Linked DNA regions of Homo sapiens: all the other regions are linked to region 1. The links are chromatin contacts, found by Hi-C or POLR2A ChIA-PET in ENCODE. All regions are on one chromosome and are shown on one strand. Each heading gives the region's core, a stretch centred on a gene start or an enhancer-like site at or near the end of the contact. The rest is flanking DNA. Distances are from core to core; before and after follow the strand shown.

Region 1 (3,769 bases), core at 1-2,500:
GCCAGCCCATTCACCAGATGAGGCAAAAACCCAAGATAAATATCTGAGCAAGTCACGTAGACTGGGGCCCCCGAGCCCCAATACCAAGCGCCCCTTTATAAGCTCTTACATTTTGTCCAAATTTGAAATGGTTTCGTTAAGGCAGAAGCTTGGACTACTTCCCCATTGCTAGCTTTGGAAAGTAGTCACTTTCCTTTCCGGGCCCTTCGTCCTTGTTGATTGGCTCTGCAAGCAGCGAGCAGCCCAGCCTGAACTCGGTTACACAGTAATTTCAAATCTTAGAAGAATAAAATATCCTGAGTGTTATATAGATTTAAAACACTTGATATAATCATTTGCCAATCTTTTATTAGATAAGCTCGGGGCACTTTCAATGGATTAAAAATGCATCACGGTCAGGCAACGATGACCGTCCTTAATGCCTGCAATGTCTAATGTTCCGCTATGTTCCAGATTTGTTCGCGCTGTTGGTGGAGGCGCAACAGCCGGGAAGCGCTTACTGGGCTCCACACGGACTACACACACTGTATCTTGTCATTTCGTCCTCACAGCAAGGACTGATACGTAAGCTCATTTTTCAGATGAGGAAAATGAGACCGGCGAGAGGCTGATATGCTTAGCGGTACAGAGCTAGGAAATCAGGGACAGAACCCAGGCTGGAAGTCACGCTGGCTCTAGAGCCCCGTCCTTTCGACCTGTTCCCGTCGCTGGGGAGGGGCACGTCAGTGACACTAAACCGTGGAAAGAAATACAGTACCAGTGGAAAGCAGGGGCTCCAACGGGGTAAAGGCATGCTCCATAACGGATTATTGGCCTCTGCATTAAAAAAAAAAAAGTGAAGTTAGACTCTCAGTTTTAATTAAACATCGCGCAGAACCAACAGCACGGGAGCCGCCTGAACCTGGCACTCGGCAGCGGCGCGCTCCGGGACCCAGGAGCCAGCTGAGCTGCGGCGCAGCACCCGGCGCTGGGGACCCGCCACGGCTCGCCTACAGCACCGCCGCGGGCGGGGGCCCCCGGAGACCGGCCGCGCGGGCCGCTATGAGGTCCGAGGGGTTGCCCCTGCCGCCTCTCTCCGCGAACCCATCACCATCCGGGAACCTGGGGAGCGAGAGGCGGCCGCCCCCTTCCGCGGCCCGCGCGCCCGGCAGCAGTCGCACTTACACAATGGCTGGTAGGAGCCACAGACTGGAGATCGCAGGCTGCGGGAGCTACGGCGATCGACCGCTCGGCGCTCGGCTGAGGAGCCTTGGCGCGCGGTCCTCGCTCGCAGGTTTTAGCCCCCGGGACGCGAGGTGGCCCCGCCCGCTTCCGGGAGCCGGAGGCAAGTGGGAGCCGCGCCCTGTGCTCTGCGTCCGGCACTACCCACCTCAAGTCTCCAAGGCTTCGTTTTCTGGGCTGGTTCTGCTAGCTGTAGTACTGCTGCCGGGCCCTCTGCACTCAGCTTTAACAAGGAGGCCATTTGCTTCAAACTAAGTGGCGAATTCCCTATCACCCATGCTTGACCTAGCTTCCAAGCCAAACTTACTTTCCACTGTGCTGCTTCTAGTCCTGCTACCGGTGTCCTCCCTGAGCCGTCGGGTTAAAAGCTTTCCTTCCTGGCCGGGTGCGGTGACTCACGCCTGTAATCCCAGCAGTTTGGGAGGCCGAGGCGGACGGATCATGAGGTCAGAAGTTCGAGACCAGCCTGGCCAGCATGGTGAAACCTCGTCTCTACTAAAAATACAAAAAATTAGCCGGGCATGGTGGCGCGCGCCTGTAGGCCCAGCTACTCGGGAGGCCGAGGCAGGAGAATCGCTTGAACCCGGGAGGCCGGAGGTTGCAGTGAGCCAAGATCACACCAGTGCACTCCAGTCTGGGCGACAAAGCGAGACTCCATCTCAAAGAAAAAAAAAAAGCTTTCTTTAGGGAACACTCCGTTAAGAGCTTTCCTTACTTTGCTTTGTGGAAACAGAATGTTTTTGTTGGAAGAAACTTTAAGCCACCTATCTGCAGCTGCAGAGCGTCACTGTTGCAATACAGGCTTTTCCAATAGTGAGCGAACCTAATCTCCCTCTACCCTCTTAAGGTTTCCACCTGGGCCTAAGAGGTTAAATTGACTTAAGACAGTTTAACAGGGGAAAAGCTTACAGCTATGTGCATGGGAGTCCACAAGAAAAGACCCAAAGAAGGAGGAAGCCTAAATGCTTATATACGGGTTTAGCTACAACAAATTTCAAAAGTCCATGTTTAAATATGACCTTAATGAACCTAAAAGACAATTGGGGTACAAGGAAACTATCTGCACATGTAATAGACAAGTGGTTGCCATGTGTTTATCCTATGAAGAGCTGTTACCAGTTGATGTGTCCAGGTTCTTGGCGTCTTGAACAAAGAATTGGACAAAACGCACAAAGCAAGGAAAGAATGAAGCAAAAACAGAGATTTATTGAAGATGAAAGTACACCCCATAGGTTGGGAGCGCCCGAGGATAGGGGCTCAAGAGTGCCGTTAGAGAATGTTCTGGGGTTTAAATGCCAGCTAGAGGTTTCCATTGGTTACTTGGCTTATGCCCTATGTAAATGAAGAGGATGAAGTAAATTTTAAAGTCATTTACTGGATATAAGCCCTGTGTAAATGGAGAGGATGTTTCCTGTCATTGCTGAAGTACTGCAATTTGATTTAGTTCCAGGAAGTCAGCATGAATCGGCCTTAACATTCCCTGCCTCCAGACCCTATTCTGCCTCAGAACTACATGTCCATTAGTAAAAGGCAAACCAGAAAAATTATGACCAAGGATATAAACAGGCAAGGCAAATTATAGAAGGTAGTCAAATGGCAAAAACACATCACCAATATTCAGAACGAAATCTTGAACAATGAATTCAATGGCAGATTGTAACCAATTTTTTAAGCAGTAATAAAAATTTACACTTACTGATCAATTATTATGTTCCAGTCAGTGTTGAGGTCTTTTATATTTTATTTAATTACCCTAAAATGTAGGCTCCAGGAAAACAAGGACCAAAATTTAGTTGTTGGCCCTTGAATCCTCACTCTAGCACAGTTTACTTGTTAATGATTTGTCTCCCCCTACTAGAGAGCTAGCTCTCTAAGGGCAGGAGCCTTGTCTATTTCCTTCCCTGCTATTTCTCCAGCCACACAGTGTGTCTCACCAAGATAAGTTCAGTAAATGTGAAATAAATTAACAAATAATGGGAAAAAAATGGAGAATTATGGTACTTCATACCAGGAATTACAGGCATACCTCCTTTTATTGTGTTTAGCTTTATTGTGCTTTACAGATACCGCTTTTACAAATTGAAAGTTTGTGGCAAGCCTGCATCAAGCAGGTCTATCTGCAACATTTTTCCGAAAGCGTGTACCTGCTTCGTGTCTCTGCGTCATATTTTGGTAATTTTCACAATACTTCAAATATTTCCATTAATATATTCATTACAATCTGTGATTAGTGATTCTTAATGTTACTCTTGTCATTGTTTTGGGGTGCCACCAGCCATGCCCTTATAAGACGGCAAACTTAATAGATCAATGTTGTGTGTTTCTTACTGCCCCGGGACCAGTACATTCTCCTGTTTCTCTCTCCCCGTGGGCCTCCCTATTCCCTAAGACACGACAGTATTGAAATTAGGCCATTTTATATTCCTACAATGGCCTCTAAGTGTTTAAGTGAAAGGAAGAACTGCATGTGTCTCACTTTAAATCAAAAGCTAGAAATGATCAAGATTAGTGAGAAAGTTTTGTCAAAAGAAAGCTAGGCTTTTTGTAT
Region 2 (3,864 bases), core at 671-3,170, 4.2 Mb after region 1:
AGGTTGTGGTGAGCTGAGATCGCGTCACTGCACTCCAGCCTGGGCGACAGAGCCAGAAAAAAAAAACAGCCAGGCGTGTTGGCAAGCACCTACAGTCCCAGCTCCTCGGGAGGCTGAGGCAGGAGGATCCCATGAGCCCAGGAGTTTGAGGCTTAAGTAAGCCATGATCAGGACAGTGCACTCAAGCCTGGGCAACAATGCGTAACCTTATCTAGGAAAAAAAAAAAAAAAAACGGAGCTAGAAGTCCCAGGAGGCCTGCCCTTGGCCATGATGACCCCTGGGATTCCTAGGCTCACCCTAGGAGCAACTGCTTCCCAGGGACTCTTCTGTGTTAAAGACCTCTGACCGGAAGGATAAACTTGCTGGTCCTAACAGCTCCTAAAGCCACTCTCCCAGGCCTCTCAAGAATCCCCCCAAAAACAGAATCACTGGATCAAAACCAAGACAGTGCTATATGCTTTTCCGCTATGTTCCAAAAAGCATCTTCCACCCACACTGGTCCTCAACTTTCACTGTGCCTCCCGAAGTTAATTCTATGTCTCAAGGGAAAACTGACTTAAAACGCAGATTCCGGGGCCCACCCCTGCATTCTGCTTCAGTGTATTTTGGGTATCTGTATTTAAATAAACACTATTTAAACAAACATGATTTGGGTAAAGGTCTCAAGACACAATTTGTAAGCAGTCCCGCTATCGGATTCCTTTCGGCAGGTGTTTTTCTCGCCGAGTGTGGGTTTTTACTTCCTTTTCTATTTGGGCAAAGACTCTTTTTGAATCAGTGACCCACGCAGAAGTTACTCAATCTGTTTGAAAGAGTATAAAGTTCACGATTTCCCTACACACTAACATTATCAAAGAGTGTATATTTATATTAGAACAAACTCAGAAGGTTAAAAAGCTAGTGATTAAAAGTAAGGGCAGAGAGGAAGAAGGTAAAGACCAGTACCTGGATGCCTTATTCTCTAGGAATAACAACTTTTCCTTAATTAGCACTTCCTAATCTTCAGAGTTCTTATGTCTGCAGCTAGCTCACTTCGAAGAAAAATGCAGGGACCATGAAGTAGTTGTTACTATTCCTACTGGAGTACGCGCTTCATGGGCAGGGACCACACTCACAATCTTTTCCTCCCAGAACCCAGTACAGGGACTGGCACACAGTAAATGCTAAATGCAGAAGGAATGGTATCTCTAGTTTCTCAAAGGTGCAAACCAAGCCATCCCTTTCTCCAGAATCTATGGATTAATCATTTCCAAATCTACAGACCACATTTTGAAAAGGAATGCTTGCTGTTCCAAAGAACTCGCACTTGTTTCTTCACGCCCTCGCCCCTTCTCTCCAGTGGCTCTCCCTCTCCCTTCCCACTGCCTGGGCGCGTTCGCCTGGAGTTAGCCTGGACCTGACGAAAATCTGTAAATTAAGGCGAAGGACCCAGCTGCAAAAAAGGCGCTCTGCAGCCCTCTCCCAGCCTCGGGTGACAGGGGTCTTCCAGGGCGTCGGAGCCCAAGAGACCCCGGCCACCTTCCTCTCCCGGGAACCCCAAATCGATCCTGCCACTGCCACAGCCACCGCCCCCGCCCCTTCAACTCCGCCAAGTTTACCCCGGGCTCGGCGCCCATCACTAGTTCTGGAGCTGACCGCGCGGAAGCCCGCCCGCCGGGGTCGCAGGGCCCAGGCCCCCGCACAGCTCTGCAGCCCCCGCAAGCACAGCCCGACCCGCGGCGCGCTTGCCGCTCACCCTCGTCCGGGCCCTCGGCACCCGCCACGGCCAGCAGCTGCACCAGCCCCAAGAGCAGCAGGAGCAGGAAGGCTTTCCGGGGCCTCATGGTAGCGGGGGCGGAGCGCGGCCTCCTAGCGTCGGCGGCCGCTGAGCGCACCGAGAACTCGGGGTCTGGCCGACAGCCCGTCGCTCCTTAGCGACGCGGGGGAGCCGGAAAAACCCACGGAAGTCGTCCCCGGCGATTGGCAGGGGGCGGAGGAAGTCGCGGGCCGGCCAATCCCAGACTGACGCCGGCACGGACCGCGCGCGCCTCGGCCGCGACGAGTCGGCTCCGCCGCCCTAGGCCCTCCCTACTCCTGCGCGCGGCCCTCGGCTGCGCGTTTAAAACTCCGAGCCCTAACGTGAGGTGCCCCCTTCTGATTGGCTGCGCCACAACCACCAATCAGCGGCTGCCACTCGGTTTGCCGGGAGCGCACAGGCCAAGAGGGAGAGCGGGGGAGAACAAAGGCGGCGGGCCGGGCACGGGGAGTGCGGGACCTGGCTACGCCTCGGGGCGCTATTGGCAATCGGTGCCGGGGGCGGGGCAGGAGAGGCGGAGCCTGGGAAATGTGGAGCGGGGCGGGGCTCGGCTCAGCATCCTGCGGCCGAACTTGGCAGTAAGAACACGTGTCGGTACCGGAGCGGTGGGGAGCAGTGGCGAGCAGGGCGGTCCTCGCAACCCGCCGGGGCTCTGGGAAGCTGGAGACCAACGCGGGCGGAGGAGCACGAGCCTGTTTGTTGCTAGAAAGGGGCTCCAAGTCCGCTGCATGTTCGTGGCCTTCTTAATTTCTTTTTCTGCTCGAGCAAATAAAAGTTTCATTTCTCTCCGGAGTATTGAGCTAGAGAGCGGGGAAGAGCATGCAGTAAAGTGAATCCAGACTAGAATCTGGGGAAGCCTCTCTCCAAGGTTGCATCTCGGAGAAACAAGCCATCAGATTCTTGTCTAAACTTTGCCTCGTCTTATTTAGTTTTCTAGTGATTTTCTGCAAAAGGAAATACCAGATAGGCAATCTAGTGGTTTACATAGATCTGAATAAAAGCTTGAGGTTTTCCCTCTTGACCACTTTGGAGAAGAAAACTAGGTTAAGATGACGATTTTTGTATGTCAGAAAAGAAGCCTGTAATGTGCATTAAGTTTGAGACTTTTTTTTAACACCTGGGAGTTTGAGAAGGCAAATAGGGAAAAGAAAAAAAATAGAAACTCAAGTTCAGGAATATTTTCTCGTGTGTGCAGATTATTACGTGAGGAAGAAAAAAGGGATAACTCACAGACCTTAGCAATTAAAAATACTTAATTTTTTTGTTGAATGCCTATTAATCTGATGGTTCCTGGTCAATTTTGTAGGGCAGAACATTATGCAACTGTACACACTGATTTATTAGAGTGCTATGAATGTGGGCCACCAGACAGTTCGGTATCATGTTATTTTATTTTTTGAGACAAGAGTCTTGCTCTGTCACCCAAGCTGGAATGCAGTGGCGCCATCTCCTCTCACTGCAACCTCCGCCTCCTGGGTTCAAGTGATTCTACTGTCTCAGCCTCCCGGGTAGGTGGGACCACAGGCGCCCGCCACCACTCCCTGCTAATTTTTATATTTTTAGTAGAGACAGGGTTTCACCACGTTGGCCTGGCTGGTCTCAAACTCCTGACCGACCTCAAGTGATCCACCCACCTCGGCCTCCCAAAGTGCTGGGATTACAGGTGTGAGCCACCGTGCCCAGCCTTAATATCATGTTAAAGATAGACCTGTTCTTCAAAAAGACAAGTCAGAGTTCTCATCTTTCTTCTTGTTTCCTATGACACTGTTAAACTGAGAGGAATGAGGACCCCATTTGCTCAGTGGTGGGAGAAACACAATTTCACTGGCCTTTTGTTGATACAAAGATAGGAAGAAGGCTCTTGAAGTGCTGTCTGTATATGTGTATAAACACACATATATCTTGTGACATTAAAGTAACAATGTTCTTTTTGAAAGCATTTAGGGTATAGCTATAGAAGTTCATTCAACAAAACAGAACTTTATCAAGTTGGAAAGCTCCTTTCTCTTTATCCCTAAATTTTTCACTCAATTTTGTTATGGGTACAAACAGCACTGTGTTGAGGGTC
Region 3 (3,502 bases), core at 518-3,017, 3.9 Mb after region 1:
TGGTAAGATTGGAGAAGACTGGTTAGGGAATAGGAAGATAAGCTGTTGTCTAAAAAACGCAGTCTCCAGTAAAAGGAAGAAATTGGGACATTTTTTTAAAACCCCACATAGGTACACTGGAAAACATGGGCCACAGGGATAAACCTTCCATTTTTACTTCCAACCTTACCATGTGCTCACAAAAAAAGGTGTTAAATACATGTAAGTTTTGACGAGGTTATTTAAAAGTGTAGGATATAAACCAAGAATTTTTCACACCCCAAAACCCCGCACAAATTAAGGGATTACATATCTGAGTGACAAGTACATACAAACGCATTACTTCTAGAGATACTTAGATGTAGATAAAAGACCACATTTCAATAGAAGGATCACACAGACCAGTGGGATGTTTCTTCTGAGATAACCCACTTTATGCAGGAAACAGTGTGGACTCTGGGGACGGCCTCTGCTCTGGCTGAGGATTTCTGTCCCAGAGCGGTACAGGAATCTGCGTAGTGTTTTAGTTTGGAGAAAACAGGAAGTTACACTCATCACATCTTTTGCCCAGATGATAGAATTCGAAATCCCCCCGGGGTTGTTCATGGAATGAGCCGCTCTGTTATGTTGTGAGCCGTGGTATTAATCAGCCACCCCTCACTAGGTGTTGGGGTTCCACCACGCTTCCTCCACCCCCCGTCACCACAGCAGCGGGTAGTATTTAGGTTGAATATTCCAAATAGTCAATTATGACAGTTAATTTCAAATGAGATGACTTCGAAGTACACGTGAAAACAATACTATTTTATATCACGACTCATGCCATCCGTATGTGTAATCAAAGCCTTCTAAGTCTTGATATGTCCTTACAAAGACGAAGGATAGAGTGAATGTCAAAATTTGCCAAACAGGAGTTACTGAAAGTCTGAAGGGGAAAGCCTAGTTAGGTTTTATCTTAGAAGTGATTTTTAAAACGAAACACGCAGATAAGCTCGAGCTTTCTGGAGCCGATTCCTAAGGCCTTGCAGGTGGTAAGGGGGTCGAGAATTGGCTGAGGTTCCTCGGAAGTCCGCGCCGATTCGGAGGGCCACCTCTGACTTTCTGATCTGGGGTGCAACCCCCAGTCCCTGTCCCGGTCGACAAAGGTGTGGAGTCAGGTTCCAGGCAAGCTGGGGGTGGGGGTGCGCACAAGGGAGGGGCAGGGGACTGGGACCCCCTCTTCTTCGGGGTGCTTCGGGCCGTTTCTCCAGAGGCTGGTGGTGTCCCCGACCCAAGCAGCTCAGCCCCGCTCGCGAGGTCCGAAGTGGCGGGAACGGGTCCTCCGCGGCGGTCCCAAGGCGAGGGAGGCTGTAAAACCTGGCAGAGAATCCGGCGCGCCGGGTCGGGGATGTCTCGGGTGCCGGGGGCAGGGGCCGCAGGCTCGCAGGTAGAAGCTTCCCCACGCGAGCGGGGGCCTCGGCCGCGGAAGGGGCGCCCCCGGGGCCGCCGGCAGCGGCGAGCGGGCGGGAGGGAGCTTTCCGGGCCCCTCCCGCGCCTCGGGCTGGCGGGGCGATGGCGACGACGGTTTCCCGGCTCCCCCGCCCCGGACGCCGATGGCGGTGCGTTCCGGCCCTCCCCCAACAGCTTCTCCCCCGCGGTCGCCGGAGCCGGTGAGGCCGAGAGGGCGGGGAGCCGCGCAGGGAAGGCGAGAGGGCGGAGGTTGCGTGGTGCAGGCGGCGGCGGCGGGAGGAGGAGGGCCGGGCGGGCAGGGGAGGAGGAGGAGGCGGGCGCCGTGTCGCACGCAGCTCCAGGCGGGGCAGCCCCGGTAGCTGAGGGACGCAGCTAGACCTTGGCGGGACGGGGCTTTCGCCGGGGCCCAGGCCCAGGGACCAGGCGGAGGCGTCGCGGGAGCCTTTGGGGCACCACAGAGATGCGGGTGAGTGTCGGCAGCCGCCGGGGCCGAGAGGAGGTGGCGGCGGCGGCGGCGGCGCAGGCCCGGCCCCGAGCCGCGGTGTCGCAGTGACTCGGGCCGCGACGGCCGAAACCAGGCGCCTGGCGAGGCCTGAGCCGCCGAAACGCGGCCGGGCAGAATGGCGGCCGGGCCGGGGGACTCGTGGGCGGAGGACGCCGAAGGTGGCAGAGGAGCGAGCGGGGCCGGGCCCTGAGTCACCCCGGACGGGCCGGGGCGGCCAGGCCTGGACTACGCACTGGGAAAAAGCACGATTCATCGCGCCTGGAGGCGGCGGCCTGGTGGCGCCGGCCCCTTTCCCCGCCGCGACCGGGCTGGGTTCTCGGAGGGTGGGCCGACGTGTGGCCCGGGGCGGCTCGGGCGTCCGCGCCTCGCCTGGTGAGGCGACCTCCGCGGGACGCCGGGACCCGTGCCCTTGCCCCCTCGCGCCCACGCTTCTTCCCGGCGCTGCTTTCCGGCCGACGCGTGTTCCCCTGTGAGCTCTGGGCTCAAGCGCAGGAGCAGCCGCGGAGCCGGGCTCTCTCGCTTTCCGGTTCCCTGCCCGCGGCTCTCGGGTTCCCCGCCTGCATTGTTGCGAACGTGCAGGGCGCTATTATTGGGTAACAGTCGCCCTTTTGCCCCGTTCTCCTGGGAGAGCGGGCCGGGGCATGCGCGCAGGGATGCTAGCCCGGCGGCCGAACCGGACAGAGCCCCCCGGCGCCCGCCTATCGCTCGCTAGTCGGGCCGGGCCCTGCGCTGCGGCCTCGGCGCGCCCCCGGTCCCAACGGGAGCGCGCGCCCTGACCCTGAGGGTAGCCGTGCGCCCGCCAGGCCGCTGGGACTTGGGGTCCCCAGACTCGGGGGTCGTCGCTTTTTTTTCCCTTAAGATCTGAAAGACCCCCGTTTCTGCCACCCGTGCAGTATTGTGTAGCGCAGACATAAGATAAGAAAGAGAGGAATGCTTGTAGACATTCCTTGAAATGAATCCCCAAAGTTAGGGTTTTCTCCCTGGCTGGCTTTGCCAAAAAGAGGATTCTCTTTTCCGATTGGGTCACTCTTGGTTGCTTCTGGTTCGTAGTAGGGGTTAGTGGTAAGTGCGCAAATACTGAATTGCAGTCTACTTAAATATTTGTTTGCTCTGTGTAATTGCTCTTTCCTGTAGTAGCATTAAAATCGTCAAAAGTTCTGAGTGGAGTAAACGATCACACTTTTTGGAATGCACTTAACGAAGCGGCAGAAGAGGAACTAGATTCCTTTTTTACTTCAAGCCATGAGCTTCTAGGACCTAAGCATAGCTTAACGCCTCGCAGAAGTGTGTGCAGTTTTAAGTTTAACACTTCATTTCATGGTGCACCCGAAAATGTACCCGATTTTCTGAAATCCTGGAGAGTGTATTACGTAGTAAAATATGTAATGATGTTTAAAATGTAAAACCAGTCATTCTGTTTGAAAAAGATATTTGGAGATGAGATTTTTCTTTGTTTAAAGAAGGTTTGTTTTTGGATATTGAAAAATGTTTTACTTGAAGGTTCTATTTGTTGTTTTCCATGGTGAGTCGAAATAGTTGCGTTACATTTCAAATTCCAAAGCATGCAAA
Region 4 (3,585 bases), core at 1,086-3,585, 3.1 Mb before region 1:
AGCTACTGGACCTGGCCAAAATTTTTTTAATTAAACATTTTTTTTTGTTTTTGTCTTTATTTTTAATTTTTGTGGGTTCAAAGGAAGTGTATATATTTATGGAGTACATGAGATATTTTGATACAGGTATGCAACGTCAAATAAGCACATCATGGGGGATGGGGTATCATCTTAATTTATCCTTTGAGTTACACACAATCCAATAACACTCTTATTTTAAAATGTACAGTTAAGTAATTATTGACTATAGTCAACCTATTGTGCCATCGAAAATAGTAGGTCTTATTCGTTCTATTTTTTTGTACCCATTAACCATCCCCACCTTCCCTCCAGCCCCCCACTAACCTTCCTAGCCCCAATTTTTAAAAATACATAAGTACACATATACACAGGGGTGCATATTCTTCCTTGTGCCTCAGGCTCCAGTCTGGCTTGGATCCTGTATTCAGTTAAAATTTTAATACAGTCATGCACTTCATAATGATGTTTTGGAAAAAGACTGCATATACAACAGTGCATATACAAAGGTGGTCCCATAAGATTACAATGGAGTTGAAAAATTCCTATCGTCTAGTGACATCATACCTGCTAAAACATCAGAATGCAATGTATTACTCATGTGTTACTTGATATTAATAATGACTATGTCACTGGTTTATGTATTTACTATACTTTTTATTATATTATTATTTAACTTATTTTTTAAAAGTTAACTGTAAAACAGCCTCAGGCAGGTCCTTCAGGAGGGATTCCAGAAGAAGACACTGTTATAGGAGATGACAGCTCCCTGTGTGTCACTGCTTCTGAAAACCTTCCAGTGGGACAAGATGTGGAAGTGGAAGGCTGAGATTGATCATAATGACCCTGTGTAGGCCTAGGCTAATGTGTGTGTTTATGTCTTAGTTTTTTTAAAAAATGGCTAAAAAGTTAAAAAAAAAAAGAAAAAAAGCAAAGGTAGAAAAAAGCTTGTAGAATAAGGATATAAGAAAAATATTTTTGTACAGTGGTACAGTGTGTGTTTTAAGCTAATTGTTATTACAAAACAGTTAAAACGTAAAAAAATTTGGAAGATTTATAAAGTTATAGTGAGTGAAAGTTTATTAAAGGAAGAAAAGTATTTTTTATAAACTGAGTGTAGCCTAAGTGTACAGTGTTTATGAAGTGTTTAGTGGGTACAATAATGTCCTAGACCTTCATGTTGGGCCACCACTCACTCATTTACTCACCCACAGCAACTTCCAGTTCCGCAAGCTCCATTCATGGTAAGCGCCCCATACAGGTGTGCCATTTTTATCTTTTATACCGCATTTGTACTGTACCTTTTCCATGTTTACATATGTTTAGACACACAGATACTTACCATGAATTACAATGGTCTGCGGTATTCAGTACAGCCCCATGCTGTCAGGTTTGCAGCCTGGAAGCAGCAGGCCACACCACAGAGCCGAGGTGTGTCCAGGCTCCACCATCTAGGTCGTCAAAGTACATTCTGTGGTGTTCGTACAGCAACAAAATCGCCTAATGACGCAATCCTCAGACCTTACCCTGTTGTTAAGGTACACATGACTCTTATTTTGTTCCTCCCGGATTTCCTGCATTAATTTTTACTTTTTAAAATATTACATTAATATATTATTTGATTGCCAGTTTTTCTGGTGCTCCCTTAAATTGCACAGCCTGCCAGCCCTTCCCTGGCTCCCCTTTCTTTTTCTGCTTTTCTTAGTGCTTCAACAGACCTGGGACGTTCTTTTTCTTTCTTTTTTTTTTTAATTTTCTTCTTTTTTTCTTTTTCTTGTTTTGTTTTGTTTTGTTTTGAGATAGAGTTCGCTCTGTTGCCCAGGCTGGAATGCAGTGGTGCGTTCACGGCTCAATGCAGCAACGACCTCCAGGGCTCAGGCGATCCCCCGACCTCAGCCTCCGGAGAAGCTTGGACCACAGGCGCGCGCCACCACGCCCAGCTAATTATATATTTTTTGTAGAGACAGGTCTCACTATGTCGCCTAGGCTGGTCACAAATGTTGCTTTTTTTTCCCTCCAGGCAGAGCTAGTCTCTGTTTTGCCTACCTCGCCCCCTCCTGGGCCCAGTTAGAAACCTCATCACATAATTTCATTTCTTTCCAAACTTGAAACCTTCTAAACTTGAAACCTTCTAAACTTGAAACCTTCCAAACTCACCACTTGGCGGCGTTGATCCATCCGCCCGCGCACAAAGAGAAGATCGCGGAACTTCAGAGTTAAGGGGAGCCGTTTCCCGCAGCGCTAGCCGGCAGTATTTCCAAGGCGCAAGTTGCGGAGTTTCTGTTTCCTTTTTCCTCTGGCGAGCTTTGCGTTCCCTGTGCGCCGGAAGTGATCCCCTGCGTGGCTGGGCTGCTCGGGTTAGATCGTCAGGTGAGGGAGGAAGGGATAGCCAGCGCGAAGGAAGTGCTGGAGTCGTGTGTTTTGGCTGCGCGTGATCCTGCGTGGGTCGGGAGGTGTTTCTGTGTAGGTGTCTGGCCCTTTCATCAGTCGTGCGGAGGACCGCGTGATTTCCTTCCAGTTCTCCTCGGTTTTCAGGTGGTGGCGCCATCTTCGGTAAAGGGTGTCCACCTCTCCCTATGGTGTGGCTGGCTAGCCCGGGGGTCTCTACGCTGCTTGGTCTTTGTTAACGGAGATGAAGGCAGTAATTTTTCAGTAACAGGTTTCAGATATAAGTCCCTTGGTGATGCTAATATTTATGGAGGCCTTACTATGCATTAAGAACTTTTTTAGAAGTTTAGAAAATGGCAGTGAATAAAGCAGATACAAATCTCTGCTCTAAGGGAGCTTGCATAGTAATGAAATTTGAGAAGACAGTGGATTGGAAGTGGGATTAACTCAGAATCAAAATTTTGTCGATGGGTTGGAGGAAGAGGAAGTTATTTGGGACCAAAAAGACATACAGGTGTGAGTTTATTTGGGAGGGAGGAAGGAATCCTCATCAGATGTGCAGGAATGTTGGTACGTTGTGGTCACAAAATTGGAGTGCATAAAAATTATGAATATAGTTAGGAATTTAGGACTGGTGAGTTGTACTTTTGCCATAAGAGGTAATGTTTTTTTCTTATTTTGTTTTTTTCCTTCAGGAAAAGCCTAAAGATTAGACTGTAAGAAAAGAAAATAGAAGCCATGTTTCGAAGACCTGTATTACAGGTAGTCACTTGTCTGTATTAATACTGAGATGTATTACTATCAGCCACAGTGATCAGAAGACTTCTTTAGGCTTTTAACTACAGGGGCAAAAGACCTTTGAGCTCACCCACCCACCTCTATACTCATTTGATATGGAGGATTGGGGACGATTTTGCCAGTGTAAATTATGTTCACTAAAACAAAAAAAAAGTTCAGGTTTATTCACACGTAATAGGAATCATTAATTTTTAAAATGTGTGTGTGTTGCTTGAATTTAACCAGTGAGAGGACATTAAAGGTCTTTAGTGACCTAAAGACTGTAGGAATCATTGTTCCAACTTTTTTCTTAAGGCATGTAGTTGCTTTTTTGACCATCTACCTCCTGTGTTGCTAAACGTTCCTCTTCCCCCATCTTTCCACACTGAAGAGAGCATCTCA
Region 5 (3,898 bases), core at 362-2,861, 4.2 Mb after region 1:
CAGAAAGAAAAAAAAAAAACAAAAAACCCCACAGGGAAGCTCTTGGGAAACCCACATGTGCCCTCAAGGTGCCTTGGGTTACTTTCACCTATAAGAAAAATTTAAATATTCTTTTGTTGTATACACATTTGTGGCAGTCACACTGTACTGCAACACCACCACAATCTCATCAAACAACACTTTGCCTCGAGGCTGTTAGGAATGTATACTTCCATGTAGCGAAGAGGGAAGGAAGATCAGTGTAATGACCCTTTGTTTCTGATGAGGAGGCAGCTGCGTGGCTTTCTAAAGGCTACATAAGAACCTAAGGGCTGAACCAGGATTAGAAAGTGGCTCTGGTGCCTCACGTGGTGAGCATCCCGCAATGTACTCTGCCCTCTTCCGCCTTCTCTATTTTCAAACTCTTGGACTTGGTTTGTCTTCCTCCAAAATACTTTCTCTCTGAAAATGTTCACATCTCTTAGCTTCAAAACTTAACTGGATTGTCGACTTTGAAATGCCTCTTAATTTTGTCCATTGAGTGTTGTATCATCAAATACCAGTCCTTAATCCTACTGATATTAAAACATTAAAAAAATCCTGGCCGTGCGCGGTGGCTCACGCCTGTAATCCCAGCACTTTGGGAGGTTGAGGCAGGAGGATCACTTGAGGTTAGGAGTTCAAGACCAGCCTGGCCAACATGGCGAAACTTCGGTCTTTACAAAAATAGAAAAATTAGCCAGGCGTGGTGGCGCGCGCCTATAGTCCCAGCTACTCAGGAGGCTAAGGCAAGATAATCGCTTGGACCCACGAGGCGGAGGTTGCAGTGAGCCGAGATCACACCACTGCACTCCAGCCTGGGTGACAGAGACTCCAGCCTGTCTCAAAAAAAAAAAAAAAAAAAAAAAAAAAGAAAGAAAAGAAAAGAAAAAGTACAAGAAAAAGAAAAACCCCTATTCACCCTCATCCCATTTCCTGTCTTTGATCTCTTAGGACATACTATACCATCTTTACCAATAATTGGTCCGTAGTATCTATTACTATTTATTTGATTTTTGTTTTCTTTTTCCTTCTTGTCTGTGATGGGTTTTCCCAAATTTACTGTTTGTTTCTGGAAGAAAAGAATAGTACTTCGTTTTCCCCCTGTATTCCATGCTTTATTTAATGATGCTGACTTTCAACATTTTAAAATTGAGATGAAAACAAGAAACGAGGGATGCCAGGAGAGTGGAAACTCTCGTAAAAGACTAGTCAAGTGCAGTAGTGAGAAGGGGGGAAAGAGTAGAACAAGGAGTTCGATCTGTAACTGACTGTGAACAATCAATTGAGATAACTCACTACCTTCGGACCAGCCAATAAGTCCTCCTACTGTTTGAACTATTTAAAGCCCCCAAATTTGTTCATTTTCCCCTTACAGTGATATTCTGGTTTCAGTTTACTGATGACTATATTTACAATATTAATGATATATATATACTCTAAGAATTCCCTGGCACATCTATTTATCAATAGCTGGAAAAACGTACTGAATAACAAGAATCAGACGTGTTGCTAAGCATCCTGGGAAAGAGATATGCAAAATTAGCATTTCGTCATCAGGGCGTCTTTCCCCCGGTTTGTCTTGAGTGGCTCAGCCACCGCAAGGTACCAGAGAGCCGCCCAATCTGCGCTGGCCTCCTTTATCTGTTTGCTGTGTGACCCTCCGGACAGCTCTGTGGGACCTGGAGGAAACTGTGAGCCCTACAGATAAAGTCTGTGCTTCCAGCGTCGGTAAATCCCAGCAAGCGCCACTACCTGGAGGCTGACACTTTCCCATCTTGGCAGTCAGCTCCCTACAGAGGTGCTTCTCCCACTGCCCAAGATCCCTGCCTCCTCCTTAAACCCCAACTGATAGAACAGAAACCACCACCTAAGGAACGTGAAGGGGAAGCATCTGAAACACCAGAAGATCTTGGATTGTTCCTGAGGACTTCAGAATCTACAGGGACAAAAGGCAGAAGCAGGAAGTCCGAAGTAAAGATGACTAAGAAAAGGCGGGTGGAAAAGATTTCTGTGAAAGTGTCAGAGGCAAAGCTCTGAAAGACCTGAAACTCATGCCGAAAGCAAAGAACAGCAAAAAGACAGTAGGGATGTGTCTGGAGCAACAAGGATCGGGCTGTTCCTGGGGCAGCCGAATTCACAGCTCTGTTTTACTCCTAATGGAGGATCTTCCTGCTGCAGCGGCGAGTAGACCTTACTGTAAAGGTGCAGGCAAGGGGAGGGGAAGGGCAGGCAGCTGCCCATTGGAGTTCACATCTCCAAGCCTGAGAAAATGTGTTCCTGGATGCCCCAAGCCAATGGAAAAGCAGAATCATTGACTATGTTTGACTCCTTCTGGTACCTAGCACAGTATCTGGGACACAGCAGGTGCTATGTAAATGTGTTGAGTGAATGAATGAATGAATGCCATTGAGGAGAATGAATAACCCCAGAAAACTAGACATGGGTAGATGTTGTCCTAATTTCAAAAGAGGGGAAAATGAGAGTGAGAGTTTCATAAATGACAATCTCTAAACGATGTTGCTCTCTAGCAAAATTCTAGAATGGATTATTTTAAGAACAAAGCAGGTAAACATTGGCAGCCAACTTGAAATTAATAAGAAAAAGGTGTGCGCCAGAATAGTTTTATTTCCTTTTGTTTTTCATTGTACAGCTTGATTTGACTAAGTTGTTTATACCTTTCACTCTGCCTTTGCATGCACTGGGGGTGATCTAGTCTACTATGTGGACTGGAAGTCCACCCAGTGGCCAGGCTCAGAGGCAGGGAAGGGGGGTTGGTGCCATTCTGGGAGAGGAGGTTTCTGGGGCTGTTTCTCAGCCAGATCCTGTCTCATCTGTTTCCAACAACCCCACAAATGAAGACACTGAAGCTGACTAATCAAATTGACTGATGCCCCAATAGGTGTCATGATATGCAGTGAGAATCCGGCAGGCATTAGAGATGAACAGCACGGGCTGCAGCCACATTATCTCAGCTTGAGTCCTAGTTTTCACCAGCTACTAGCTAGCTATCTCTGGTCAAGTCACTTACCTTGCTTGAGCCTCAGTTTCTCCATCTAGAAAATGGTCATAATCGAAGTATCTATCTTATAGGGTGTTGGGAAGATTAACTGAGAAGCCACATAGAGTTTACTGGCACATTAAAAAAAGAAACTATAAGAATGTTAGCTGTCCTTTTGCACGGCAAAAGGAACAGTAAGCAGAGTAAACAGACAACCCACAGAGTGGGAGAAAATCTTCCCAATCTATACATCCGACAAAGGACTAACATCCAGAATCTACGAGGAACTCAAATTAGCAAGAAAAAAACAATCCCATCAAAAACTGGCCTAAGGACATGAATAGACAATTCTCAAAAGAAGATATACAAATGGCCAACAAACATATGAAAAAGTGCTCAATATCACTAATGATCAGGGAAATGCAAATCAAAACCACAATGCAATACCACATTACTCCTGCAAGAATGGCCATAATAAAAAAAAAATCAAAAAAATAATAGATGTTGGTGTTGATATGGTGAAAAGCGAACACTTCTACACTGCTGGTGGGAATGTAAAGTAGTACAACCACTATGGAAAACAGTGTGGAGATTCCTTAAAGAACTAAAAGTAGATCTACCATTTGATCCAGCAATCCCACTACTGGATATCTACCCAGAGGGGAAAAAAAAAGTCATTATATGAAAAAGATGCTTGCACATGCATGTTTGTAGCAGCACAATTCGCAATTGCAAAAATATGGAACCAGCCCAAATGCCCATCAACCAACAAATGGATAGAGAAACTGTGGCATAGGGCTGGGCGCCGTGGCTCACGCCTGTAATCCCAGCACTTTGGGAGGCTGAGGCAGGCGGATCACGAGGTCAAGAGTTTGAGAC
Region 6 (3,579 bases), core at 704-3,203, 3.8 Mb before region 1:
TTTGGTTTTCATATATTCTACATAGACACATTTGTTTATTCCTTGTTCTTAATCATGTTTAAGAAAAAAAAAAAAAGAGAGAGAGACAGACAGATAGATACTCCATATAGTAAAAACTTTGTGCCTCCCTGGAATGATGACCTCATTTACAAAGACTGACAGCCAGAGAAACATAGGGAGAGGACCAGCACCTTGATAACTTGACAAGATAGCCAGGAGGAGGAAGGGACTCAGTAGGACAGTAGTCACTGAAGCCATCACAGGATGCTGCTGTTATGTCCATGCCCATTTTGGAATGTGGCAAATTACTGGGATACATAACTTGTAAGTAAAAAGGTCACACTAGAATAGGCTGGAACATGGTTATATCATAAAATCCAAGTCCTAAAGTTTTATGACAGAGAAAGGGAATAAGCCTTTTCAAACCTGAATCCCTTACTAGAAACAAAGGCCCACTTGCTAAACAGGAGGAAACTGAAAGTGGTTTTAACAATTACCAATGACACTGCTTTGTTGTTTCCTTCCACAGTGCACAGACACATGTCTCTCACGAAGAATAACACGGGAGCTTTTCTTACAACGTGCATGTCAATTACATTTTGATTCACATGAAACCATTCTCGGGGAGTACAAGTCACTTTAAGTGTTACCTTTCTTTAAATGTGAACTAAAGAAAACTGTACTCTCATGAAAAAAGTTAACTGGAGCTGAAAATGCTAAGCAAAAACAAATTACTCAAATGTGCTGAGCAAAACAAATTAAGCCCACATGAGAAGAAAATTCCCATATTTTTACTTTGGCATAACAGGGCAAACTTCTTTGATCTTTTTGATAGGTCTGATGCATTTAAAAGATTATTTCAATAAGTGGCTTTGTATTAGGTTTGCCTTTTCTCTTTGAAAGGTAAAGATGAAGTGCAAGAGTTCTTAACCGGGATGTGCTTCAGCGTTTTGAAAACAGTGGAAGTGTACATCTGTATGCCGATATGTGTATGTATGTGTGTGTGTAAATTGTTCTGGGAGAGAGCTTTCTCCAGTTTCCCAAAAACCATTGGTTAGCAGAACGCACCAGCTGCAGAATAAAAAAGCTGGTTGGAATCTCGCCTCTGCCTTTTAATGGCCACGTCGTTTTTGTAATGGTGCTTATTCTCTGCCAGGTTCTCTCATCGACTACACGAGGACAGTCATACTATCTGCGATGTGAAGCTAATATGCAAAATTCACGGCACAGTGCCCACCCTAATAACCATCAGGATCCAAGGAATTCACATACAGTGTACACACGTTGTCATAGAAACAATCTAAACATAAAAACAATCTCAACAGAATGCTTAAAAACAAAAAAACCCGGTACCGATTATTTTACGGAGTCATAGAGGCATCAACGGCACTGAAAATGTATTAGCTGCATTCAGTTCATCAAGAACAATCTTCAACTCCCTCCACCTGACTCGATCATGCCTGACTGTGATGGAAACTGTAGTATTGTCAAGTCAACCGATGTTTGACTCGGGAGCGCATTTCGCAAATATTTTTCTTAAATATCACCTTACCGTATTTTTCTTAAGGTGGTTACAAAATTAATCTGCAGCCCACCACCCAAAGCTACAGTGCCGAAGGCCGTGTGATGAGCAGAGAAACTGAGCCTTCTACTGTTAACCAATATGGAAGAGAGTAATTGCGCCTGAGAGGAAATTACGGCAGCGGAAACGCGGGTATTCTACGTTTAAGAAATCCCCCAACTGAGGCAGAAAAAGGCCAAGTTATTTGTGTGATGCACGTGAACCGCCCGAGCTGGTCACTAATGAAGTGGATTCGCCCTATTCCTGGCGACTCTACAAGGTTGGAGACCCCCGTAGACTTCGCAGCCATCGCCCCTTGCTGCAGACCCCCAAAGTCACCGACAGCCTTACCTAGACCTGACCTTCCTCACCCACGCGCCCTCGTCCCGGAAGGCCCGCCCTCTACCCGGCTCCAAGCTCGCGCAGGCAACTATTACGGGGAGCAGTAGAGAAACGGAAGCTTGGCAGCTAGAGCGGAGCCCTAGTGAACGACCCGGAGTTACTGGCTCCCCCTCCTGAGGCCTCCGAGGTGTACCTGGCGCCTGCGCAGTAAGGCTAGCGCCGCCGCCTGTGCGGAGGACCCGGGGAGGTGGTGGGCTGGGGAGAGTTAGAAAGGTCTGGCTCTCCTGGAAGGGCATGCACGGTTCGGTAGTATGTTTTGGTGGGAATGGCTACAGACCTGCCTCCAAAAGCTCTGAAGCAATGGCGATGCGTGTGCCGTGTGGTCTTTCTGACCGACTTGCGGCGCCATCCCCCTCCCCTTCCATCTATCTGCTCATCTTCTAATAGTTAATTAGGATCCCTAGCTGCAAGCCTTCCTTGCTACTGGGTTAGGAGCGCTTTCCCCCATTGACCCAGGAGCTTCTTCAGGGAGTAGGGGATGGAACGTTTGTCTCCTCAGTAGTTATCTTAGACCTCGCTGGGCAGATAGTAGAAAGCATTGTGAGTATTTCACCCCATACTAAATCTGTTTTCAAGCAAGCCACATCCCATAGGCATTGTATGCAGCACTTACTCAATGTTTGATAGTTTGGGTGAGGAAACTGTACTCGTTTTCTGAGTATCGTTCAAGGCATTTTATAAATATTTCAAAATGTACCCTGGAATTAATATCGGTAGTGAGTTGCCTACCTAGTGGGTATTGTATTTACACCCTCTTTCCTCCTACAGAATTTACTTTTAAGTTAGAATTTGACGTCTAATCAATCTATGCTATAGGATTTGCTTTTATCAAGTTAAGTTTTGACATGTTATCAGCCTTATATGATATAGTAAACAGCCTTATAAAGTTGGGTCTAGTGACTACATTTAAGTTTACAAAGGGGTAATGAGTATCCTATACATGGCTACAGTCCAGAAAAGAAGTCCTAAGGAGCGAAACTCCTGGGAGAAATTTCGTCTTGTCTTTTGTACTTGTTTCTGTGGAGTTGGCTTGTTTTTATGTAATGGCCACTGAATCATATAAACAAGAAGACTTCCTTTACGTGTAAGCTGCTGGTTTAAAGCCAAATTTTAATTGGCTCGAGGCAAGAGCTATATATATGTGTGTGTATATATATATATACACACACATATATATATTTTTTGCATAAACCTTGTTGGCTTCGTTTTGTATATCCTTCCTGTTTTTTCCTTTTCACGTATGAATTATTGGTGTTATCAATGTTTTGTGAATTACTATAAGCTACCATAAATCTTTCTTGAAACATAGCTAGGTATATAGAGTTTCAGGTGACTGTTTAGGTACTTTGCACTATCACTTTTATTAAGTCAATTTCATGGGGGTTCATATTAGTTTCCTGAGGCTGCTATAATAAAATACCACAAACTTGGTGTTGTAGAGCAACTGAAATTTATTATCTTACAGTTCTAGAGGCCATAAATTCAAAATCAGCATCACTGGGCCAAAATCAAGATGTTGACAGGGCTGTGTTCCCTCCAGAGACTCTAGGGGAGAATCAGTTCTTTGACTCTTCCAGCTTCTGGTGGCTGCTGGCATTCATTGGCTTGTGGCCACA
Region 7 (3,693 bases), core at 595-3,094, 4.3 Mb after region 1:
AGACCCCCCACAGAGGAATGGGATGAGCATGAGAATGTAGTTTCTTCATCTCCTTGTACCACGATTTCACCAGCACTCTCCCACCAATCAGTCAACTCCATTACCCTTACAAACTCTAACCCCAAATTCCCAAATTCCTAGCAGAGATGGATGTGAGGCTTCTTCCTGTCTCCTCCTTAGGTGGCCCTATGATTAGACCTCTTTCTCTGCTGCAACCTGGTGTCTCTGCATATAGACTTGCTATGTGCATTGGGCAAGGAACCTACTGCTGTTACACACACTCTGTTGACTTAAAACACAACCTCACCAGAAAACACTTTGTTCTCGCAGGTCCTTTTTTTTTTTTTTTTTTTTTAAGATGGAGTCTAGCTCTGTCGCCCAGGGTGGAGTGCAGTGCTGCCATCTCTGCTCACTGCAACCTCCGCCTCCTGGGTTCCAGCGATTCTCTTGCCTCAGCCTCCGGAGCAGCTGGAATATCAGGTGCACGACACCACGCCCGGCTAATTTTTGTATTTTTTAGTAGAGACGGGGTTTCACCATGTTGGCCAGGCTGGTCTGGAACTCAGGTGATCTGCCCGCCTCGGCCTCCCAAAGTGCTGGAATTACAGGCGTGAGCCACTGCGCTCGGCCTGTTCTCGCAGGTCCTTTTGCTCAGACGCAGCAAACCGTAACCCCAAGCTCGATCTCTGCTGCTCTCAGGAATTCCACTTCCTCCAGCTTGGGCAACATAGCGAGACCCTGTCTCTACAGAAAAATAAATAAGTAAATAAATAAATACAAATAAATAAAACATTAGCCGGGCTTGGTAGCTGCGCCTGTAGTCCAAGATGCTCGGGCAGGCTGAGGGGAAGGATCGTTTGAGCCCAGCAGTTTAAGGCTGCAGTGAGCCTTGTTTGTGCCACTTGCACTCCAGCCTGGACGACAGAGGGAGACTGTCTCTAAATAAATCAATAAATAAGGCCGGGCGCAATGGCTCACGCTTGTAATCCTAGCACTTTGGGAGGCCAAGGCGGGTGGATCATTTGAGGTCAGGAGTTTCAGACCAGCCTGGCCAACATGGTGAAACCCCGTCTCCACTTAAAAAAAAAAAAATTAGCTGGGCATGGTGGTACATGCCTGTAATCCCAGCTACTTGGGAGGCAAAGGCAGGAGAATCGGTTGAACCCGGAAGGCGGTTGCAGTGAGCCGAGATCCCGCCACTGCACTCCAGCCTGGGCGACGGAGTGAGACTCCGTCTCTAAATAAATAAATAAACAAAAATTAAGAATCCTATTTCCAGACCAGGCCCCGGAGAGTCAATAATCCGAGATGTGAAGGAGACCTTAAAATATTATTGATCCCAACACAGGCCGCGTGGGACCTGAACCGCCTCACCTTGGCAACCACATTTGTAATTTCCGCAAATGATCTATATCTTCTTCATTCCAAAATTGTGCCTCTCCGTCACTCATTCCACCCATAGGCTCCCTTCAGCCGTGTCCCCCTTACTCTCACCCTGCACATTTCCGCTGTTCTAAATACGGCTGCCCTTCAGCAGAAGCTGTTGCCTGCAGACGGCGCCTGCGTATCGAGCCTCCGTGAAGAAAATCACTCCCCAGAATGAGCCCGGCTTTGCGGCTGGGTCCTAAACTGCGGTGAGCTGAACCTTCTCGTGGGAATGTGAGAAAGCGGAACACACGTGGGCCCCAAATAACAACCCTCCCCACACCGAAGCCCAAGAGCTGGGGGGGAGGGGCGGAGGCGACGCGGGGGGCGCTGGCCGCAGGGGCCGGCAGGGGGCGCGCTGGCCGCGGTGGCTGGGCAGCGCGAGCCTGCGGCGCGTCTAGGCCCGCGCGGTTCCCGGTGCACTCGCTGCCCACAAAGCGCCAGCTGAGGGGCCGCTGCGGGTGGAGTGCGGCGGAGTCGGCCTCGCGACCCCAGCTTGATCCGCCGCCTGCTGCACCGCGCCTCCGCCGCGTTCCTGCGCGTCCCGAGCCCCGACGGCCGCGTGAGTCCCGTCCGTGCGGGGAAGGCAGGGCCGGGTCGGCGCCGCCTGTGGAGAGGACCCGGCGGCCGGGCCTGCTTGGAGCCGGGCGCGGTGGCAGCGGCGGCAGCGGCGGCGACTTCCGAGGCCCGGGCTAGACAGCGCAGGGCCATGGCTGAGGCGGCCCCGGCCCCGGTAAGGGCGGCCGCGCGCGAGTGTTGTGAGCCCCCGAGACCCAGACCCCGAGGGAGGAAGGCGGGCGGGCAGGGAGCTGCCAGGCATAGGCGCCGTTCTCGGGTCCCGCCGGCCACGTCGCCTGTCGCCCGTGCTTGGCGGCTGCAGCCTCGCGTGAGGGGACTTAGCGGGTGGGTGTGAAACCGCCCACCCGGGGACACCAGGCTGGGCCGCAGGTCTGAGGGGCACTCGCAGGCAGCTATGAGACCCGGGGCCCTGCAGTTGGGTTGAAGTCGAGGGGGTGCCTGCTGCGTGTCAGCCCCACGCCTGCCCGCCAGACGCGCAGCGGGGTTGGGCTGGGGAGCCGTCAGCCATTCTCGCGGCCGCGGGAGCGTTCGTCACCAGCAATCTGAGCGGTGGCGCGGGCGGCATTTAAGTGTGCGGAGGCGCATTCCCGCCGCGCTGCGTGACGCCTGGGCTCCCGGCACCGGACTCGGGACACGCGGGAGGCCCTCCCGAAATAGCTGCCGAATGAATGGTGCGGACCCGGAGGCTGGAGTGGCCTCGCGTGCGTGGCGGTTCATTCGCGGGTGTTTGCCAAGGCCTGCGGGGGCCGGCAGCGGCCAGTTGCCAGGGCGACCGAGGCGACCGGGCCGCGCCTGCACGCAGCCCCGTAGAATGAGAAGGGGACGGTCAGGCCGCGGGGAAAGCACTGATCGCATTTGCCACCCAAGAGGTCTTTGGTCACCTCTAGGAGAGCAATTGTACTGGGTCAGGAGCCACCCTGGCACATGAGGGGTGACTGGGAAAAGGAGGAAGAGCAGCGATGGGTAGGGGGTAGAGCAGAGGGAAGTGCCACCTCCACTCTTGGACCTGTTTTTCTTTTTTCCAACCTTTTTTTTTGTGTATAGGTGGGATGGTAGCGATGATCCTGTGTTGTGCCAGTCCTGGCTAATAGAAATATAAGGGAAGCCGCATACAAAACTCTAAATCAAGCTTGTCCAACCCGCGGCCCCCAGGCCGCATGCGGACTAGGACTGCTTTAAATGCGGCCCAACACAAATTCGTAAACTTTCCTAGAACATCATGAGATTTATGCACGGACCTTTTTCTTTGTCTTTTTTTTTTTTTTTTTTTTTTTTTTTTAGCTCATCAGCTATCATGATCAGTATTTTATGTGTGACCCAAGACAGTTCTTCCAGTGTGGCCCAGGGAAGCCAAAAGATTGGACACCCCTGCTTAAATTCTCTAGGCGTCACGTTTAAAAAGTAAAAAGCCAGGCGCTGTGTTGTGCACGCCTGTAGTCCCAGCTAGGCCGGGGGCTGAGGCGGAAGAATCACTTGAGTCCAGGAGTTCGAGGCAGTCCACACCGCGTCTCTAAAATAAAAAAAATTTTTGAGAAGTTAAAAAATAAATAGATGAAATTAATTTTAATTATATATCTAACTCAATATATGCAAAATATTATTTCAACATGTCATCAATTTATTTATTTATTTATTTTTTGAGGTGGAGTCTCACTCTGTCCCTCAGGCTGGAGTGCAGTGGCGCCATCT

The links. Hi-C counts contacts between places; a loop is a spot of excess contacts on that map. ChIA-PET counts read pairs that join two places held with the same protein, here RNA polymerase II (POLR2A). Pooled maps may share reads with other maps.
Region 2: a pooled map shows a loop between it and region 1 (12-fold over the local background). The contact joins the promoter of PDIA4 here to the promoter of TPK1 in region 1. A Hi-C loop is called at or near these places in 9 of 50 pooled maps. POLR2A ChIA-PET finds 5 or more read pairs at or near these places in 2 of 52 experiments (A549 and common myeloid progenitor, CD34-positive).
Region 3: a map with no recorded cell type shows a loop between it and region 1 (15-fold over the local background). The contact joins the promoter of CUL1 here to the promoter of TPK1 in region 1. A Hi-C loop is called at or near these places in 3 of 37 single-sample maps with no recorded cell type and 15 of 50 pooled maps. POLR2A ChIA-PET finds 5 or more read pairs at or near these places in 1 of 52 experiments (CD4-positive, alpha-beta memory T cell).
Region 4: a map of naive thymus-derived CD4-positive, alpha-beta T cell shows a loop between it and region 1 (26-fold over the local background). The contact joins the promoter of SSBP1 here to the promoter of TPK1 in region 1. A Hi-C loop is called at or near these places in 1 of 168 maps with a recorded cell type or tissue (naive thymus-derived CD4-positive, alpha-beta T cell), 1 of 37 single-sample maps with no recorded cell type and 7 of 50 pooled maps.
Region 5: a loop to region 1 is called in a map of natural killer cell, with 12 times the contacts of the local background. The contact joins the promoter of GHET1 here to the promoter of TPK1 in region 1. A Hi-C loop is called at or near these places in 1 of 168 maps with a recorded cell type or tissue (natural killer cell), 2 of 37 single-sample maps with no recorded cell type and 7 of 50 pooled maps.
Region 6: a map of ascending aorta shows a loop between it and region 1 (8-fold over the local background). The contact joins the promoter of MRPS33 here to the promoter of TPK1 in region 1. A Hi-C loop is called at or near these places in 1 of 168 maps with a recorded cell type or tissue (ascending aorta) and 8 of 50 pooled maps. POLR2A ChIA-PET finds 5 or more read pairs at or near these places in 2 of 52 experiments (CD8-positive, alpha-beta memory T cell and HCT116).
Region 7: a loop to region 1 is called in a map of endothelial cell of umbilical vein, with 13 times the contacts of the local background. The contact joins the promoter of ZNF398 here to the promoter of TPK1 in region 1. A Hi-C loop is called at or near these places in 1 of 168 maps with a recorded cell type or tissue (endothelial cell of umbilical vein) and 7 of 50 pooled maps. POLR2A ChIA-PET finds 5 or more read pairs at or near these places in 1 of 52 experiments (common myeloid progenitor, CD34-positive).

What each region holds. Positions count from the first base shown.
Region 1 is chr7:144,834,803-144,838,571 of GRCh38, forward strand. TPK1 (thiamin pyrophosphokinase 1) reads right to left here and starts at 1,251. Exons shown (of 9, transcript NM_022445.4): 1 at 1,165-1,251; 2 at 758-816. The coding sequence starts at 800. RefSeq lists a silencer at 992-1,091 and an enhancer at 1,392-1,461.
Region 2 is chr7:149,026,585-149,030,448 of GRCh38, forward strand. PDIA4 (protein disulfide isomerase family A member 4) reads right to left here and starts at 1,921. Exons shown (of 10, transcript NM_004911.5): 1 at 1,737-1,921. The coding sequence starts at 1,824. RefSeq lists enhancers at 1,041-1,635, 1,636-2,229 and silencers at 1,554-1,603, 1,694-1,763, 1,834-2,413.
Region 3 is chr7:148,697,136-148,700,637 of GRCh38, forward strand. CUL1 (cullin 1) reads left to right here and starts at 1,768. Exons shown (of 22, transcript NM_003592.3): 1 at 1,768-1,894. RefSeq lists silencers at 623-682, 1,343-2,372, 2,673-2,772 and enhancers at 953-1,002, 2,070-2,795.
Region 4 is chr7:141,736,023-141,739,607 of GRCh38, forward strand. SSBP1 (single stranded DNA binding protein 1) reads left to right here and starts at 2,336. Exons shown (of 7, transcript NM_003143.3): 1 at 2,336-2,388; 2 at 3,102-3,168. The coding sequence starts at 3,145. It overlaps WEE2-AS1 (WEE2 antisense RNA 1), which reads right to left and starts at 2,020. Exons shown (of 4, transcript NR_199841.1): 1 at 1,361-2,020. RefSeq lists an enhancer at 1,353-2,238.
Region 5 is chr7:148,985,916-148,989,813 of GRCh38, forward strand. It overlaps GHET1 (gastric carcinoma proliferation enhancing transcript 1), which reads left to right and starts at 1,612. Exons shown (of 1, transcript NR_130107.1): 1 at 1,612-3,514. It also overlaps RNY1. RefSeq lists a silencer at 1,259-1,328 and enhancers at 1,471-1,971, 1,539-1,588, 1,909-1,958.
Region 6 is chr7:141,012,999-141,016,577 of GRCh38, forward strand. MRPS33 (mitochondrial ribosomal protein S33) reads right to left here and starts at 1,954. Exons shown (of 3, transcript NM_053035.3): 1 at 1,913-1,954. RefSeq lists enhancers at 393-462, 1,605-2,250, 1,713-1,762, 2,283-2,482 and a silencer at 1,827-2,135.
Region 7 is chr7:149,145,609-149,149,301 of GRCh38, forward strand. It overlaps ZNF398 (zinc finger protein 398), which reads left to right and starts at 1,845. Exons shown (of 6, transcript NM_170686.3): 1 at 1,845-2,158. The coding sequence starts at 2,135. It overlaps LOC107986856 (a long non-coding RNA gene), which reads right to left and starts at 1,753. Exons shown (of 2, transcript XR_007060581.1): 1 at 1,375-1,753; 2 at 1-744. RefSeq lists enhancers at 1-48, 49-622, 623-1,196, 1,290-1,339, 1,771-2,344 and silencers at 1,650-2,289, 1,954-2,125, 2,420-2,569, 2,710-2,759.